2 separate regions of the Homo sapiens genome follow, and region 2 is linked to region 1. The links are chromatin contacts, found by Hi-C in ENCODE. All regions are on one chromosome and are shown on one strand. The core of a region is the stretch at or near the end of the contact, and the rest is flanking DNA. Distances in the headings are between cores, read along the strand shown.

Region 1 (5,303 bases), core at 2,482-4,981:
TCTCCTGCTGACTCATCCAGCCTCCAGGCCCAGCATGGGGACAGAGTGCGCCCCTCTGTCACACCAGGGAGCTGATGCTCAGAAGGGGCCCCCAAGCCACAGAGGAAAGCAGCTCCCACCCTACTCTGCCACGGCCATGCTCTTCCCAGCACCCTCGGATGGGACAGGCCAGGGTTCTGTGCAGGTCCTGAGACCCGGGCACAGGCCTCCGAAGGGTGACTCTGCCATGCTCAGCTCAGAGGGTCTGCACTGCTGAGCAACTGTGAGCCGAGTGCCTGCTGTTCCCCAGCTTCTCGGCCGCCTCCCAGGAGTGGTGAGACCCTGATGGTGACAATGTTCTGAAAAAGGAGGCAGCATCCCTCATGCTAAATGGTGACACTTCTCAGTGACAATCAGCCTGAAGGAGGTGACGCCCAGCTTGCCGGCCGTGGGTGTGCCCCTAGGCTGTGCCACGAGGCACCCTGAAAAGCAGAAGCCATATTGTCAGCCCACGTGGGTGTCCCACAGTCAGTGACACGGTGGCTCCTCTCGCACCAGCTGGCTTTCCGCAGCCCTGTCTAGATTTCCCACTGATAGAACTGGAGGTGCGGTCCCATATTATCAGAATCACAAATGTCCTGCCCTTTTTTTTCCTTTTTCTTTTTTGAGACAGGGTCTGTCACCCAGGCTGGAGTGCAGTCATACAATCATGGCTCACTGTAGCCTCCAACTCCTGGACTCAAACAATCATCCCACCTTGGCCTCCTGAGTAGCTGGGACTACAGGTGCACTACCACCATGCCCAGCTAATTTTTAAATATTTTTCATAGAGATGGGGATCTCTACGTTGCCCAGGCTGCTCTCGAATGGCTACGCTCAAGCAATCCTCCCACCTTGGCCTCCCGAAGCTCTGGGATTACAGGTGTGAGCCATCGCGCCCAGCCCTGCCCTGACATCTCTCTAGAAGAGATGGGCCCTGATCCCCCAAGGCTCCAGCAACATTAGGTGAGACTGCTGAAGGAGGCCCCTGCTCCCTGTGGGTGGGGCAGCTCCCTGCCAGATTTTTGGGTAATGATCCTGCACTGGAGAGGGAGGGCGTGGGGGCCAGGGGCACCCCAGGATGACTCAAACCCTCACCAGGCACTGTCTGAGCCAGCGCAGGCACACACTGACTAATGCCTTCTGAAGGCCTCATTCATTTCCAAAACACGGTAGAACTGCTTCCAGCCAAAGCTCGCCAGAGAGGGAGGGGGCACTCCAAAGACAGCAAAGCCAGTGTCCCACCTCCGGCCAGGCCAGCTGAACCTGCACATCGCGGGTCCATCTGGAGCTGCCCACACCCCAGGGCCAGAGAGCCTGACTCAGGAGTCCCGGCCAGCAGGCAGGCAGGCAGGGTTCTTGGCCGGCTCCACTTCCATCTCCCCCAGGTGACTGAGAGAAAACACTGAGTGAGGCCCAGGCCCCACGCCCCATCCCCAGACACAGAATCAGTGTGGGGTATGGCCCGGGCTTCAGCATCTTTCAAATTAAGAGACTTTATTTGGGACCAGTTTTAGGTTTAAGGAAAGTACCATACAGACAGACAGTCAGTCATCACTATTCTTTAAAAGTTTCATAGAAGACTGACACGGGGCCTGGGTGAGCACCCCTGGGCTACCTCCCCATCCTCCCCAAGGAGGCCAAAAGCAAGAAGAACAGTGATCCCTCCCCCAGATCCCCCACGCGGATAGCAATCGAGAAGGCAGAACCCAGGCCCCCTGACCAATGCCCAGGGGGCAGCAAACCACATGTGCCACAGAATCGGGCTCAACACCTGTTTAGGTACAGCCCATGAACTCAGGAGGGCTTTTACATTTAATGGCTGGAAAAATACCAGAAGAAGAAGATTTTGTGACATGAAAATATTTACCATCTGGTCATTTAAAGAAAAACATTGCCAACTCTGCCCAAGGAGCAGCTGCCATCTGAGAGGGGGGGCATTCCCTGCAGGGAGGACACCCGCTCCCACTCAGACACAAGAGGAAATGGAACGATCAGTGTGAACGGGACGTTTCAGAAGCTTTCCTGTTTCCCTCTCTAAGGCCTGTCAGCTCTAGACTCTGCCTCTGTGCCAGGCTGTCCTGCTTGTTTTCAAGGCACAGGAAGGAACACAGCCGGGCCCTGTTTACGGCCCATCTGACCCTGCACTGGGAGCAGGTCCCAGGCTGCCCAGTCCACACAGGGCTGACCGCACTGAAGAGAGTTGCTCAAAACCTCTCCTCTCCAGCCTCAATGGTTTTCATTGATTCCTGTCTAGAAAATCTTCCCCAAGTTTCACCACCTTTCTGTGCGACCGATCAAAACGCAGTCTGTCTGGGAGCCTCAGGCAGGCGGCTCTAGATCCCCAAAGCTAGCGCTGGGCGAGCTCCCACCTGGAGCGAGGCAAGGGCTCCGAAAGGGCTTTTACAATCAAAAGGCCCCACCTGCCGTGTCCATGGCGGACTCCCAATGCAAACCGTCCCACTTGTCCGTGGGTTAATTCCATCCGACTGCTTCCCAGATCAATCACACGTGGGGAGCCCCCGGGCGGAGGGCGCGGACCCTGGGTCCCGGCTAGGCCAGGGTCGGGGAAGGGTAGGGGTGCCAGGCCGTGCAGCACCAAGCCACCCGGGTGTGCTTCGCGAAAGGGGCACCACTGCCCGGCAAGCAGGGAACACAGATGCCAGGACTGGGGACCCCTGCCCCGCCCTGACACCAGGCCACAGCCTCCGGGGGTGTCCCCTCCCCCAGACCAGGGCAGAGGCCGGCCCCCGCCCCTGCGAAACTGAGCCCAGTAGGGCAAGGGAGGACCAGGGAGGAACCCACACTATTTTTTTCCAAAGTGTGGGACCGCCTCAGTCCGGCAGAGGGGGGTGCAGCGGTGAGCGGGGCTGGGCCCTGGGCACGGACGTTCGTTGGGCTCGGGAAGCTCCAAATTAAACAGCTCCAGGCAGGAAGCCCGCCTTCTCCCAGATTGTCAGGAAGTCCTGATGCAACTTTGCGCTTTTTTTTTTAAACCCGAAAGAGAAAAAGAGATTCGTGCTCCCCCCACCACCGCCGCGGCCCTTCCCACCGGGGCAAACACCGCCTCGCCCGGCGGCCTCCTCTCCGCAGCGCCCCGGCGGAGACGCCAGCCGCGCTATGCCCGGCGCTCGCTCGACCGCCCCCGTGGGCACGCGGTGCCGTCTCCCCCAGCCGCCGCCGCCCTTCCAGCCCGGCCCTGGGACAGGAGCCCCGCCGCCGCCTGGCGCGCTCATGCTTCAGGAATGCGGGCGCCCGGGTCGCGCGTCCCTGGGAATTTCCGCGCCCGCTCGCCCGCAGCCCTCGCCCCGGCCGGCGTCGTCCGGTGTCCAGGCCGTGGGGAGCCGAGACGCAGCCCCCTCCCGTCGCCCCCAGGCGCCCGCCCCCCACTCACCAGCCAGCAGCGCGCAGGGCAGCAGCAGCCAGTACAGGACCGCGCCGAGCACGTGCGGCTCCATGGCTGGAGGGCCCAGGGCCCGGCCCAGACCGAGCGGACGCCGCGGCGCTATGGGGCGGTGCGGGGGCCCCGGGGCCGGCGCGCCATGGCTGACCCGCGGGGACCCGCGCGCCGCCTTCTCCTCTTCCTCCTTCTCCTTCGGCCGCCCCGCCGGTGCCGACGTCCCGGGCCCGCGCTCGCTCAGGCGACCGCCCTGCCCCTCGGCGGAGCGCAGCGCTCGGCTCACTGGGGCCGAGCTGGGCCGGACGGCGGCTCCCGCCCTCCTCCGCCCGCGGGCCTTTATAAGCTCGGCCCCCTCCCGCCCTCCCCGGCGTGCCCGCCTCCGCGCTTCCCCGACGGCCCGGCGCGCCCAGGCACCCCCTCCGCTGTCCCGCGCGGCCCGTCCCGCCTCCGGCCCGCCCTGGTGCGTTGGGGCCTGGAGACCCCCGACTGGCGCTGGCCCGGAGCGGACCCCTCCCCTCCCGCAGTCTTGGCCCCGCGGCTCCGAGCGTGCGCGGCGGTGGGCAGGGGCGCTTCTCGCTGGGTGGGCTGCGGCTGGGGCCCGGGCGCTACATAAGGGGTCCCGGGGCCTCTGGCTCCCCCAGGCAGCGCCCCACGCGCAACTGCACCCCGCGTGCCCGAGCGACTTTCGCTTTGCTCCCCGAGGCGCGAGCACGCAGCGCCCCCTGGGGACCGTGGGGAGGCTCGGAGTTCCCGCGGCGGCCGGGCCTAGTGGTCCCGGAGGGAGCACGCGGGATGCTCGGGTCGCAGCAGTGCCGCGATCCGCGTTGGTCTGACGGGGGCTCGGGGGCTGCTCCCAGCCACGCCGGCCACCGCGCGCGGCTTTGCCCGGGTCGCTCTGGCGTGAGACGGTGAGAGTGAGAGCCACGGCCTGTGCACCTGCTGCCGCGGCGCCCTGCCACGGAGAGGTAGGGTCTGAGTCCAGGGTGTTCGGGACCCTCACCCAGGCCACGTCAGTTTGGCCTTCGTCTGCCCTTGAGATGGGCACAGAAAGAGGGCAAAGGGCTCTACACCGTTTAATTGGGCTCAGTTCATGGCTCTCAAACTCAGCTGCGTAAGGCAGGGAGTGGGGCTGGGGGGACTGTGGCCACTGAGCCTCAAGGCACTGGCAACTCATGAGAGCCCAGCACAAGCCCACACCCTCCAGCTCAAAAAAAAAAAAAAAAAAAAAAGATGGCGGGGCAGTGGCTCAGGCCTGTAATCCCAGCACTTTGCGGGGCTGAGGCAAGGGGGTAGGGGGTCGGGGGATCACTTGACGTCAGGAGTTCGAGACCAGCCTGGCCAACATGGTGAAACCCCGTCTCTACTAAAAATACAAAAATTAGGCCGGGCGCGGTGGCTCACGCCTGTAATCCCAGCACTTTGGGAGGCCGAGGCGGGTGGATCACCAGGTCAGGAGATCGAGACCATCCTGGCTAACACGGTGAAAACCCATCTCTACTAAAAACATAAAAAATTAGCCGGGCGTGGTGGCGGGCTCCTGTAGTCCCAACTACTCGGGAGGCTGAGGCAGGAGAATGGCATCAACCCAGGAGGCGGAGCTTGCAGTGAGCCGAGATAGCGCCACTGCACTCCAGCCTGGGCGACAGAGCCAGACTCCGTCTCAATAAATAAATAAATAAATAAATAAATAAATAAATAAATATACAAAAATTAGCCGGGCGTGATGGCAGGCGCCTGTATTCCCAACTACTCAGGAGGCCGAGGCAGGAAAATCGCTTGAACCTGGGAGGCAGAGGTTGCCGTGAGCCGAGATCATGCCATTGCACTCCAGCCTGAGTGACAAGAACGAAACTCCATTAAAAAAAAAAAAACCACCCAGAAATGG
Region 2 (6,579 bases), core at 1,421-3,920, 920 kb after region 1:
CTTGGCCTCCCGAAGTGCTGGGATTACAGGTGTGAGCCACCGCACCTGGCCGAATTTCTTAAATTTAATGGAAAAAACAATGAATACATTAACCTAGCTCACAAATCAGAACAAAATGAAGAGCCCCTGTACTGAGAAATTCCACTGTCTTCTGTCCCACCGCTCCCTTCACCCCTGGAGATGGCCTCATCTAATTAGTTTTGAATGTACTTGCCCAGGTGTTTGTTTTGCAAACCCAAATACAGATTTCGTTTGCTCCTCGTATGAGGTAGTCCCCCCTTTTTTTTCACCTCTTTGTAAGGTCTCTAACCAAAGCTAGACAGGTAGCCTCTTAAACGTGTTGTTCTGAACTTTGTTTTTTTCCACTACAGTCTTGCAGACAAGGACAGAAGCTGTAACGTTCATTCCCCCTGCTGTGTAGTATTCCACCATGGGGGTGACACGTCTGTTTTCAGCGCTCTCCAGAGGCTGTCCATGCACTGGGCTGACAGCCGTGGGACGGTAGAAGGGTGAGTGCTCTTTTTTTTTTTTTTTTGAGACGGAGTCTCACTCTGTCACCAGGATGGAGTGCAGTGGCTCGATCTCTGCTCACTACAACCTCCACCTCCCAGGTTCAAGTGATTCTCCTCCCTCAGCCTCCTGAGTAGCTGGGATTACAGGCGCGTGCCACCACACCCAGCTCATTTTTGTATTTTTTAATAGAGACGGGGTTTCACCATGTTGGTTAGGCTGGTGTCAATCTCCTGACCTCGTGATCTGCCCACCTCGGCCTCCCAAAGAGCTGGGATTACAGGCGTGAGCCACCGCGCCCGGCCTGGCTGAGTGCTTTCTAGCCTACACTTAGGTGAAGAACTAAAGGAGCTCAGGACAATCACTGCGAGCGTCTCCTGACTCTCAAATTCCCTAACTCCGGGACTCCTAGCATCTAATGCCTGGACACGGCCCACGTGTGGAGCGCCCAGTGCCTGCAGCACTGAGCTCGGGGCTTTGATTCATTCCTCTGGCCCCATGAACTGGACTGTTCCCGTGTCGCTGTCTCAGGAGGAAAGGGGCTGACAGAGATTAGCTAATTTGGCCAAGTCCTCGCGGCCAGGAAGCAGCAGAACTAAGTCCAAACCAGGGCTGTCCGGCACTGAAGCCGGTTATTCCCCCGCCCCGCCCCCTGGGAGGCCTCAAGGGCGGGCCTGTCCGTCCTCTCTCATGAATGAAAGTCCTGGCGCCTCCGACCAGCAGGTGTCCCCGGGGAGCCGCGGAGAGACTGCCGCTGCCATGGCAACCGGCGGAGGCGTAGCTCGCCCACGTGCCCAGTGACGTCATCGGCTTCCTACTCTTCCGAATTAGCTCAGAGCTCCCGGCGGCCCTGCCCCCTCCTGCCGCCAGGAGCTCACCTGGAGAGGCCAGGCCAGCCCTGGGCACAGCCTCCCGCCCCAGGCCGTGGAGTTCACTAGGTCTGAGCCCAGCCCTGAGACTTCACAGGGATGCACCCATCTGCAGTCCTCCCAGCCTCGGCGGCCTCCTCTGCAAATGGGATTGGCCCATAACCTGGAGGAATTAGGATGACCATGGGAACTCAAGTCCCTTCTGTGCCCCCGTCCTAAGATTTCCATGGCAACTGGGGCCGCGAGGCCTCTTAGGGAAGACACTGACGCAAGCTCTCAGGGCAGGACCCCGTAGGCAGCACCCAAGCCTGCCCTCGCCCACCCCATGTTCTCAGCCCTAGGAGTGGGTGCCCCCACACGCCCACGACCCCTCAGCGCTCGGAGCCTTGAGGAGCCCACCAGGCACTGAGGACACTTGAAGCCCCTCTCTCTCGAAAGGCGTGGTCCCCCATGGTCGGCGGCCCCGCGACCCGCAGGCCAGGACGAGGGGCGCGCTCCTCCTGGCCTGGCGCCTACCTTGATGGTGGTGAACTCCTTCCTCCAGGGCAGCAGGTACAGGTGCACCGCGGCGAGCTCCAGAAGCTCGAAGGCGCGAGCCAGGCCGCGTAGCGCGGGCGCCAGGTCGGCGCGGCCCCACAGCCCGTCGGTGAGCAGAGCCAGCGCGTCGTCCTGCAGCGCCCCGTGCAGGTCGAAGTCCTCCACCAGGATCTGCCAGAGCACCGCGCGCAGCGAGGGGTCCCCGCACACGCCCGCGCGGCCCCGTCGCAGCTCGCGCTCCAGGCACTGGCGGTAGTCCTCGGACAGCGAGCTGCTGCCCATCCTGCGGCGGACGGGGGTCGGGGGGGTCAGGGACCTAAGGCCGCGCCCAGCCCGCCGCGCTCTCCCCGAACCCTCACCCAGCGTCCCCAGGACCCCTCGAGCCTGGAGACCCCGCCCCCAGCGGCTGGGCGCCCCCGGTATCTTCGGCACCCCCTACGCTGGAGACCTCGGCCCCATCAGCTGCCCGCCCACCCAGCGATCCAGGCCCCTCCAGTTGAGCGCCCCCGCACCTCCAGCCCCTCCCTCCAGCCTGGGTACCTCGGCCTTCCAGGGGCGCCCCCGGTTATCGACCGCACCCTTCTCTAGAGACGCGCTTCCGCCCGCTGAGCCCTCTCCCGACCAGAGCCCCTTCGCCCGGCAGATGGAGCTGCGGATCCCGCGGGTGACGGCGCTACCTGTCTGTCCCCAGCGGTCTCCGGCCGCCGCGGATCAGTTCGGGCCTCCCCGCGCGCCGCGCGCTTCCGCCGGGAGTCGGCTCCGCCCGGGGTCCGCGGCCGTGACGCTGGGGGCGGGGCGGGGCTTGGCGCAGGCCCCGCCTCCGAATAATTTAGGAGGGGCGGGGCCTGGTGAAAGGGGAGGAGGAGGTGTCAGCCCGGCCGAGCCCCTGCGCGAGGCACCCCGAGAGCCTCCTGTCACCGCGTCGCCCGTCTCCTCGCGGGACCGGTATCGTTCACGACGCCGCTGGGCCGAGGGCTGCGGGCTCATGGCAGGCGCTCAGGGAACGTTGTGCCTGGGCCGCTCCTCCCCACGAGACAGGGACCCAGCCCCAGGCGACCCGGCCGCGGGGAAGCAGGTGCGCGGGCTCGTCCCCTGGGGGGTGGGGCCACCGGCATTACCTGGCGGGGATTGGCTGGATCCTGGGAAGAGCCTTTCCTGCGGGGCGGGGCCACCTGCATTACCTGGCGGGGATTGGCCGGATCCGGGGGCGGGCCTCCCCTGTGGGGCGGGGCCATCCCCTTGAGGGAGGGGCCCGCGGCACGGAAGGTGGGCGGAAGGACAAGCCTTTCAGCCTCGTCTGAAACAGCAGCCTCAGGTGGATGCGGGGACCTCAGATTCTGTTTATGCTGGCTCCGCTTCCCGGCCTCCTGCACTTGCCATCTGCAGCCCTTGAGAGCATCGTCTGGGCGGGTCTCTGAGGCAGGGCGAAGCCGCCCCCCTCTCTAGGCTAAAAGCTGACCTGGGCTGCGGATCCACCCAGGCTAAATCTGGGCCACGACTTCCCGGGGACGTTTTCTTCGCTCGGGTTCCTCTGTTCTGTGCTACAGCCACTTTCTCGCATTGCCCAGAAGTAGAGGAGGATGAGGGAGACCCTTGGAGGTCCCAGCCGAAACCCACCCCTACCCCACACCCCCGCTTTGGGCAGGCTTTGCTACTTCACGTCTGTGTCCCTCATCTCTCCAGGCCACCAAAACCAAGGCCCAAGTTTGTTGAAACTTTCCCTGGGCCTGGGCGGCGAGGTCCCCCCTTTTTCTTAGATTTTTTACCTGGAAGTTCCCTGCTGGCATCTTAGAAATAGTGATCATGACCGGGTGCGGTGGCTCACGCCTGTAATCCCAGCACTTTGAGAGGCCGAGGCGGGCGGATCACCTGAAGTCAGGAGTTCAAGACCAGCCTGGCCAACATGGTGAAACCCCGTCTCTATTAAAAATACGAAAGTTAGCCGGGCGTGGTGGCACATGTCTGTAAGCCCAGCTACTTGGGAGGCTGAGGCAGGAGAATTACTTGAACCTGGGAGGCAGAGGTTGCGGTTGCAGTGAGCTAAGATCGTGCCACTGCACTCCAGCCTGGGTGACAGAGCGAGAATGTCTGGAAAAAAAAATCGTGATGCAGTCGGTGGATCTCCCTGAGTTATCTAGGTGGCCACCTCTGGACAGGGAGCTCTTTTACTTACTGTTTACTGAACTCACTCTTGGTGCCCAGTGCCACCATGGGTCCACACCAGTCCTCAGGACAGCTAACTTCGTAAGTCTCATCTTTATTCTTCTTCTGATGCGGAGGAGGGTGGAGGTAACTGTTCTGCCTTTGTCCTCACTGAATTTGGCAACACCAGTCCATCCATCCAGCAGTGGGCCTAGCTCTCCTCCCATAGGCCTGGGTGGGTTTTTGCACCTGCCTCAACCCATGGAATAGAACTGATGTGGAATGAATTCCAAGGCTAAATCATAAACATGCCATACCCTGGCCTTGTCTTGAGATCCTTGGCCTCTGACATGGTTTGGTTCTGTATCCACACCCAAAATCTCATCTTGAATTGTAATCCCACAGGTCTGGAGCAGGACCAGGTGGAGATAATTAAATCTTGGGGGCAGCTTCCTCCATGCTGTTCTCGTGATAGTGAATTCCACGAGATCCGATGGTTTTATAAGGGGTTCTCCCCTTTGTTCAGTGCTCATTCTCGCTCCTGTCGCCCTGTGAGGAGACGCCTTCTGCCATGATTGTGAGTTTGCTGAGGCCTTCCCCAGCCATGCGGAACTGTGAGTCAATTAAACGTCTTTTCTTTATAAATTATCCAGCCTCAGGCAGCTATTTACAGCAGCATGGGGACGGACTAACACACCCTCAGAACCCAGCCACTAGAGTGAGAAGGCCACGGCCGTGTGCAGAGCTTTTGGCCTGCAACTTCGACCTGCGACTCACATTCACCTGCAGCCTATTCTTGGGACTTTTTTGGAAATAGTTTTTCCAGACAAAAATCAAGATGAGTTTGTTCTGGGCCGAGCGCAGTGGCTCACGCCTGTAATCCCAGCACTCTGGAAGACCGAGGCAGGTGGATCACGAACTCAGGAGATCGAGACCATCCTGGCTAACACACTGAAACCCCATCTCTACTAAAAAATACAAAAAATTAGCTGGGCGTGGTGGCGGGCATCTGTAGTCCCAGCTACTCGGGAGACTGAGGCAGGAGAATGGCGTCAACCCAGGAGGCGGAGCTTGCAGTGAGCCGGGATCGCGCCACTGCACTCCAGCCTGGGCCACAGAGCAAGACTCTATCTCAAAAAAAAAAAAAAAAAAAGGATGAGGTTGTTCTGGGTTGGCATGGGCCCTCAATCCAGTATGACTGCTGTCCTTATGAGGAGAGAGAAACTTAGATATGAACGCACAGGAGAGAAGACCGCTTAAAGACGGAGGCAGAGTGGAACGAGGGTGCCGTGAGCGAAGGTAACACAGCTGTGTTAGAGCCACCAGAAACTGGAGGCAAACAGAATTCTACCCTAAAGCCTCCAGAGGGAGTCAGCCCTGCTGACAGCTTGATTTTGACTTCAGGCCTGCAAGATGGTGAGAGAGAACATTTCTGTTGCTGTAAGCCACCCATTTTGTGGTCGTTTTGGCAGCCCCTGGCAACACATCCAGTCCTCACGTCGTCGTTCCGACAGCCCTGAATGAGGTCCCAGCCGACAGCTGGCACCAACCATAGACAGCAGACAGCTCTTCGGATGAATCCAACCCCTGGTCATTGGGTTACCACCTAGAAACAGCCTCCCATGATGCTGAGGAGCCATCTGGCTGATTTTTGTACTTTTTGTATTTTCAGCAGAGACAGGGCTTCACTATGTTGGCCAGGCTGGTCTCAAACTCCTGACCTCAGGTGATCCACCTACCTCGGCCTCCCACAGTGCTGGGATTGCAGGCGTGAGCCACGGTGCCCAGCCTAATTTTTAACTTTTTAGTAGAGAGGGGGGCCTTACTATGTTGCCCAGGCTGGTCTCAAACTCCTGGGCTCAAGTGATCCCCCCGCCTCAGCCTTCCGAAGTGCTGGGATTCCAGGTGTGAACCACCATGCCTGGCGTCTTGAGTATTTAAGCCCCTGAGTTGGGGTAGTTTGTTAGGCAGCGGTGGCTACGTGGGCTGTACACATTCACGGCTCCCTCCCTTCCTGCCCGGGGATGGACACTCCATGAGCTGCCGTGTGGATTCTCCGTCCTTCCCTGCCCTCCCGGGACAGACACTCCATTGCCTCCACTGCATATACATCCTCTAAAACCGGCAGCAGCCTTGCCAGGTCGGAGGTTCCGTCCACACTTACCTGGACTCCAGGACTGCACCTGGTCCCCTGGGGCCACTGCCGTGTCCACCCCACAGTGTGCGTGAGCTCCCTCCCCCTCCTGTACTCAGCATCGTCCAGCTTCCTCATCTTCTCCGGTCCAATGGATATAAGGTTACATCTTGTTTACTTTTCATTTGATTTTTGTTATGATTTGGACACTGCTTATGCAGAATAGTTTTATTTTTATTTTTTTTTAGATGGAGTCTCGCTCTGTGCTCAGGCTGGAGTACAATGGCGTGATCTCGGCTCACTGCAGCCTCTGCCTCTCAGGTTCAAACAATTCTCCGGCCTCAGCCTCCTGAGTAACTGGGACTACCGCCACCACGCTCAGCTAAT

The links. Hi-C counts contacts between places; a loop is a spot of excess contacts on that map. Pooled maps may share reads with other maps.
Region 2: a map with no recorded cell type shows a loop between it and region 1 (6-fold over the local background). The contact joins the promoter of SPATA2L here to the promoter of PIEZO1 in region 1. A Hi-C loop is called at or near these places in 1 of 37 single-sample maps with no recorded cell type and 4 of 50 pooled maps.

The regions. Positions count from the first base shown.
Region 1 is chr16:88,781,489-88,786,791 of GRCh38, forward strand. PIEZO1 (piezo type mechanosensitive ion channel component 1 (Er blood group)) reads right to left here and starts at 3,732. Exons shown (of 51, transcript NM_001142864.4): 1 at 3,413-3,732. The coding sequence starts at 3,476. RefSeq lists enhancers at 21-390, 401-480, 2,963-3,876 and silencers at 2,561-2,880, 3,381-3,860, 3,901-4,230.
Region 2 is chr16:89,699,035-89,705,613 of GRCh38, forward strand. It overlaps SPATA2L (spermatogenesis associated 2 like), which reads right to left and starts at 2,671. Exons shown (of 3, transcript NM_152339.4): 1 at 2,594-2,671; 2 at 1,896-2,199. The coding sequence starts at 2,198. RefSeq lists an enhancer at 409-1,274 and silencers at 2,277-2,376, 2,547-3,266.